2 separate regions of the Mus musculus genome follow, and region 2 is linked to region 1. Evidence: chromatin contacts called from ENCODE Hi-C or POLR2A ChIA-PET data. All regions are on one chromosome and are shown on one strand. Each heading gives the region's core, a stretch centred on a gene start or an enhancer-like site at or near the end of the contact. The rest is flanking DNA. Distances are from core to core; before and after follow the strand shown.

What was found. Hi-C counts contacts between places; a loop is a spot of excess contacts on that map. ChIA-PET counts read pairs that join two places held with the same protein, here RNA polymerase II (POLR2A).
Region 2: POLR2A ChIA-PET joins it to region 1 with 23 read pairs in embryonic stem cell. The contact joins the promoter of Gdf3 here to the promoter of Aicda in region 1. A Hi-C loop is called at or near these places in 4 of 37 maps with a recorded cell type or tissue (adrenal gland, gastrocnemius and v-Abl transformed pro-B cells). POLR2A ChIA-PET finds 5 or more read pairs at or near these places in 3 of 5 experiments (all embryonic stem cell).

Annotation. Positions count from the first base shown.
Region 1 is chr6:122,552,417-122,555,461 of GRCm38, forward strand. It overlaps Aicda (activation-induced cytidine deaminase), which reads left to right and starts at 1,393. Exons shown (of 5, transcript NM_009645.2): 1 at 1,393-1,493. The coding sequence starts at 1,486.
Region 2 is chr6:122,608,755-122,611,862 of GRCm38, forward strand. Gdf3 (growth differentiation factor 3) reads right to left here and starts at 1,333. Exons shown (of 2, transcript NM_008108.5): 1 at 942-1,333. The coding sequence starts at 1,212.

The DNA of each region.
Region 1 (3,045 bases), core at 143-2,642:
GGTGCTGGTTACTCCCGGTGCCCTGAAATTTTTTTCCCAGGAATTCATTAATTCACTAGTGAGGGAAATTGTGTCTCTGATAGTGATGTGATAATGCAGAGGAAATTAATTAGAGGAAGAAGGAGGATGGGGGCTCATTAACATTTCAGATATGATATCCAGGGAAGGCTAAACTGCCAGGGAGTAAGCCAAGTCCTGAACTATGAGACTTTGCACAGAGAGATTTCACAGCAACAAAATAGGGGCAGGGGCATGTGCTGTGTGCATGCAACGGGATCCAGTCTCTAGCTCAAGACTGGTCTGGTCTATATAGAAAGTTCCAGACCAGCCAGAGGAGCTACATAATGACACCCTATCTAAAAAAAGGAAGGGAAGGAAGGAAGGAAGGAAGGAAGGAAGAAAGGAAGGAAGGAGGGAGGGAGGGAGGGAGGGAGGGAGGGAGGGAGGAAAGAAGGAAGGAAGGAAGGAAGGAAGGAAGGAAGGAAGGAAGGAAGGAAGGAAGGAAGGAAGAGTATAAGAAAGGAAGGAAGGAAGAAAGCAAAGGATGTTCTTCCAGATGATCAGGGTTCAGATCCCAGCAACCACACATGGTGGCTTTCAACCGCCTGCTGGTCCTCTGCAATAGAAATAAGTGCTCTTAATCACTGGGCCAGCTCTCCAGGCCTCCAGTAAGGTATTTTTAATGAGGAAAAAGAGTTCTTTTTTAAAAAAAAAATACTTTTTGACACACACACACACACAAAATTAAAATAAATCACTTTTTGGTGCAAGCAACTAGTCTTTCTAGCTATCTTATAATGTCATTTTAAAAAAAGAAAAATATATTAGAGAATTAGGAGGCTAAAGTTCACTCTCTGGATGCTGTGGTGGTCAACCCCCATCTCTACTGAGGCATAAAACTGAGTGTAACAAACGGAAGGAACAGATACTGTAAGTTCAAGAAGCACAAGATGCATTTAAGGCCACTTTAAGTCACTATGACTGCTATCATTCTTGTTATCACAATTTTAAAATTAGGAAGCATGCACAGACCTTAGGTGTGATACCTGGGACCCCCCCACACACACACACACACACACTCACAGAGCTCATTATCATGATACCAATGTGAAAAGTGTCCAGTGCTATTGTCTCCTGATCTTTGTTACCTGTGGTACCTGGGCTGGCTTTTTAGAGGAACAGCCTCGAAGGAAGTTGGACATTAAGCATGAGCAGAACTGCCCCCCGCCCCCCAATCATTTAATCCGTGTGGCTCTGCCCACCACAGCCCCGCCCATCTTTACTGGACCCAACCCAGGAGGCAGATGTTGGATACCTGGTGGTAGTGATGCTGTCGTGGGGGAGGAGCCCACAAGAGCAAGCTCAGATTTGAATGCCAGGGGCCAGTGCTCTGTCACACAACAGCACTGAAGCAGCCTTGCTTGAAGCAAGCTTCCTTTGGCCTAAGACTTTGAGGGAGTCAAGAAAGTCACGCTGGAGACCGATATGGACAGGTAACAAGACAGTCTCATCTGCTTGTGCATGTGCTCCAGTAGTGCTGGCTGCCTGTCTGGATGGAGGCTTTGCCTGTCAGTGCGCGAATTTCCTCGTCTGCTTGCCACCCTCTGCTCAGGTCTTTTGGGTTTTGGACCTAACTCTGACCACGAAGTTCTTCCCTTCCCCCGGTTTCTCTCTTCTCTGTGTTGCTAGAGATAGGAAGCCTTGACTTGTCCTGAGATTTGGGCAGAGCTAGAGCCGGCTTGTGGTAATAACAGCGAAGCCTTAGAGGCCCGCGCCACAAAGAGGTCGTAGCAACTCCTTACTAAAAACAGTAGTGGTTATTTTCACAATTATTTGGCAAATATCCAACATCTTAAGACTCGCATGGGGAGTCTTTACAGGAATTATTTAGTTATAGCAAGAAGATTTGTACTTCTCAAAAAAAAAAAAAAAAAAAAAAAAACTAAACATTTGAGATGAATTGCTTGCAACTCATTACAATGGTGTCTATTGAAGGAGAGAATTTCATTAAGACAGGCAATTTAGTGTTATAGACTCAACTGTTAGACACTTGGTGACATTTTTACTGTTTAATTCATCTATGCAGAGATTTCTTAGCTTCTTGAAAGCTTTTATATGCAGCTCATGATGAGCCATTATCAGAAATTTCTCTCTTGATTTTTACATTTATTGCCAGTGTGTGAGTCACTATGCCTAAAGCCCATACACTTGAGCTCACTTCCGTTTGGCTATGAGGTTTAGAATATGGAGTTAATATAGCTAATGGTAGCAGGGTGTTCTTCAGATTCCAGATTTTTCCTTTCTTGTCTTCCTTCTTTCTTTTTGTTACCCTTCTCCTACCCCCTCTTCTTCTCCCCCTCCTCCTCTTCCTCCCTCCTCCCCATCTCTTCCCCTCCTCTTCTCCCTCCTCCCCCTCCTCTTCCCCTTCCCCTCTTCCCCCTCTTCCTCCTCTTCCTCCTCCTTCTCCTGCTCCCCATCTCTTTCCCTCCTCTTCTCCCTCCTCCTCCTCCTTTTGCCCCTTCTCCTCTTCCCCCTCCTCCTCTTCCTTTTCCTTCTCCTCCTTCTCCTCCTCCCTCTCCTCCCCCTTTCCTCCTCCCACTCTCCCTCACCCCTATCAGGGACCACATTGAAGACCTCACACATGCTAGACAAGTAATCTGCCACTTAATTACATCCTGAGCCCTCAAAAAGCAAACAGACAGACAGACAGACAGACAAACAAACAAACAAACAAACAAATGTTCACAGGAGGCAGGCAGACAGCATGAGCTGCTTCTGGGTTTATAGTGAATTTTGAAACCAAATCTGAGATCTATGTCCTGATGGAGAAGGGTCCGAGAGAAATGCATGAGCATGGCAAAATGCAAAGCAAAGACGAGGCTGAGATTCAGGGAGAAGCAAACAAGACAGTGGAGAGACACAGGATGGCACGGCATGGACTGGAGCAAGGGCAGCGGGTAACTCAAGGCAGCCCTGCTACTAGGCTGGGATTATTTTTAACCCCTTGAGTCTGGTTTGCATTGCTGGGGAAGCAGCTAAGGTTCT
Region 2 (3,108 bases), core at 83-2,582, 56 kb after region 1:
ATGGCAGTCCCTCAGAATTTTATAAGAGTGTAACTGTGCCTTAGATTAACACCATTGGTCTGTATTTTTAAAAAGTCAAGTCACGCATGATGGCGCCTGCCTTTAATCCCAGCACCTGGGAAGCAGAGGTAGGGGGTGTCTCTTGAATCCAAGGCCATGCTGGTCTAGAAAGAGACCCCCAGGGCAGGCAGGGCTACACAGAGAAACCCTGTGTTGAAGAAACAAACAAAATGAAATAAAATAATTAATAAAATATAAATAGATAAAATCAAGAGATGTGCTGGCTTTTAATCCTAGCACTCAGTACTTGGAAGCAGAGGCAGGTGGCTCTTGCTCTAAGGTATACATAGCAAGTTCCAGGACAGCCAGGGCTACACAAAGAGACGTGCTTTTGCATCTAACAAAAGTAACACAGAGGGGATAGAAAGAAAGATGGCTGCATGCTTAAGAGGACCGGAGCTCATTTCGCAGCAGCCATGCGGTTGGGCAGCTCACAACCTCCTGTAACTTCTGCTCCAGGGGATCTGACACCTCTGAACTCTTAGGATAGGCATGCACAAAAACATATTAAAAACAGGGAGAGAGTAAGCAGGAGAAAAGAGAAGGGAGGTGGTGGGGAACCGCTGACTTTTAAAACCTACCTTGAATTCGGTCTCACCCAAGGTGTGACATTGTCTAGCTCTCGGAATGCTGACCTATAGTCTAAACCCACTCTCTGTTAACTGTAAATTAAATTCTGCTAAACCGGCACCGCGGTAGTTAGACTAGCGTGGAGAGGTGATAAGAACACGTGCCTTCCTCTGGGCTGATCTTGGAACCAAGACAGAATGTGCAAGATCCAAGGCCAGACTCCGGCCAGCCATGGTGTCCATCTGTATCCTCCTCCCTGCTCCACAGCACCCACTTGAGATTTTTCTCTGATAAACCCTCGGGTTCCTTACCCTGGTCTGGGAGAAGCTGAAGCAGGTTCCCACGAACACCCAGCTCCTTCACGTAGCATAAGTCCTGCGAGGCCCCACTGGCTGCAGCGGCTTCTCGAGCCCGGATGATTTTCCTTAAGACGCGAGGCACAGGTTGGAACCTGTGAGGTGAAGGCGCTTTCTCTAATCCCAGAAACTGCAAAAGGTCAGAGTCTTGAAACTCGGATGTCTGGCCCCAGGGCAGGGTTAACAGAAGGAAGCCAAGCGCCAGAAGCCGTTGATAAGGCTGCATGGTCGTCTGAGCCAGGGTAGAGCAGCCTCTGGGGTGCGCAGCTCAGCGGTCTAGCCTCCTCTGCTCAATTCAGGAGCCTGGGAGCTAATCAAGTGTGAATTGCTCTCTTCTCAGCCCCTCAGAGGCAATTCAATGTGAAAAGACAGATGGTGTGTGTGTGTGTGTGTGTGTGTGTGTTTTCTCCTTCTACTCCCCGCGGGTTGGTCAGCAGTGTACAGCGTGAGTGAAAAGGAAGACACACTCATTCAACACACAGACATTAGTGTGTCTGTGATATGCAAGGCAATAAGATAACTTCTGGGAGCACAGTAGAGAATAATTTATTATATGTGTAATTTTGAGAGGGGGTCTCTTGTGTCCTAGATTGACCTTCAACTTGTTTCTCTTTTAACAAGATATTTGTTTGTTTGTTTGTTTGTTTGTTTGTTTATTATGCCTGTGAGTGGGTTATGCATGCCACAGTACAGGGGCGGAGCTCCCAGGTCAATTTGCAGGAGTTGGTCTCGTCTTCCGAATGGGTCCCAGGAATTGAACTCAGATTATCAGGCTTGGTGGCAAGCACCTTTACCCACTGGGGCACCTTGCTGGCCCAAGTTTGAACTTCTAATCTAGTCTACCTATCGCTCCCAATGAGATTGGATGAGATGCATGGTATGGAACTCTGGGCTGAAAACACGCTAGGCAAGCACTCTGGTCACTCCTAGCCCTGTAATCAATCAATCTCTCAATCTCTCTCTCTCTCTCTCTCTCTCTCTCTCTCTCTCTCGATTGCTTTCTTCCTTCCCTTCCCTTCCCTTCCCTTCCCTTCCCTTCCCTTCCCTTCCCTTCCCTTCCCTTCCCTTCCCTCCTTCCTTCCTTCCTTCCTTCCTTCCTTCCTTCCAGAAATGGTGTCTTGCAGGAACTAATTACAAACCTCTTATCCCTGTACTCAGGAAGCAGAGATAGAAGAATAAAAATATAATACCAACTTCAATCATATAGCAAGTTTGAAGCTAGCTTGAGCTACATTGAGACCTAACTTAGAGTGGGGGTGGGGTTGCTATCTTTCCCAGGGGAGTCAGAATCCTGGGTTTAGGTAGTCCTTCCACACTGTCCAGAAAACTGTGACTGAGCTGTCAGTGTGCTGCCACGCCCAGTTCACTATGATTCTCTTAGTTTGGGATGCAGAGAGGACTCAGTGGTTAAAAGCACTTGCTGCTCTTCCAGAGGAGCCAAATTTGGTTCCTAGAGCCCATATCTGGCAGCTTATAGCTGTCTTCAGGGGATTGAACGCATCTGGCCTCACTCAGCAGGCACCTGCACACATGTGCACATACCCATATGCAGGCACACAACCTATGCAAAATTAAAAACAATAAAAATACATTTTTATAATTTTATACTTCATAGTCTAAGTACAAAAACACTAACTGGCAGTGTAGCTCAGTGGTGGATACTCAAGATCCTGGGTAACACTGTAAAAAAAAAAAAATCCCAACATAAAAAAAAAAAGATGTTTTTAACCAGGCCTAGTGATTACAGTCCAACAATCCCAGCTGCTTAGGAGGCGGACACAGGTTAAGAACCTCAAAGCCTCTGAAGTTCCTGGCTGCCTAGGCTGCAAAATGAGACCCTGTCTCAACCGACCCAACAAAAAAGCCTACATTCCTCTTCTAGATTTCAGTGTCTAACCAAATTCTTCTTGACTAGGATCTCAGTCCTGGGGTGAGCTCTGGTCCCATCCGGTATCACCTGGGCAGCATCAAATTCTTCATTTCCTCTCACTGAATGTTGTCTCAACTAAAGCTAGAACCAACAAATTTGCTTCAGGAACGGGTTGAGGGACCCAGTCGGAAGTCCGCAGGTTGGGACTCACACTGCCCAAAGGAGCTTTGTGTGGAAAAGCACAGAATTGTC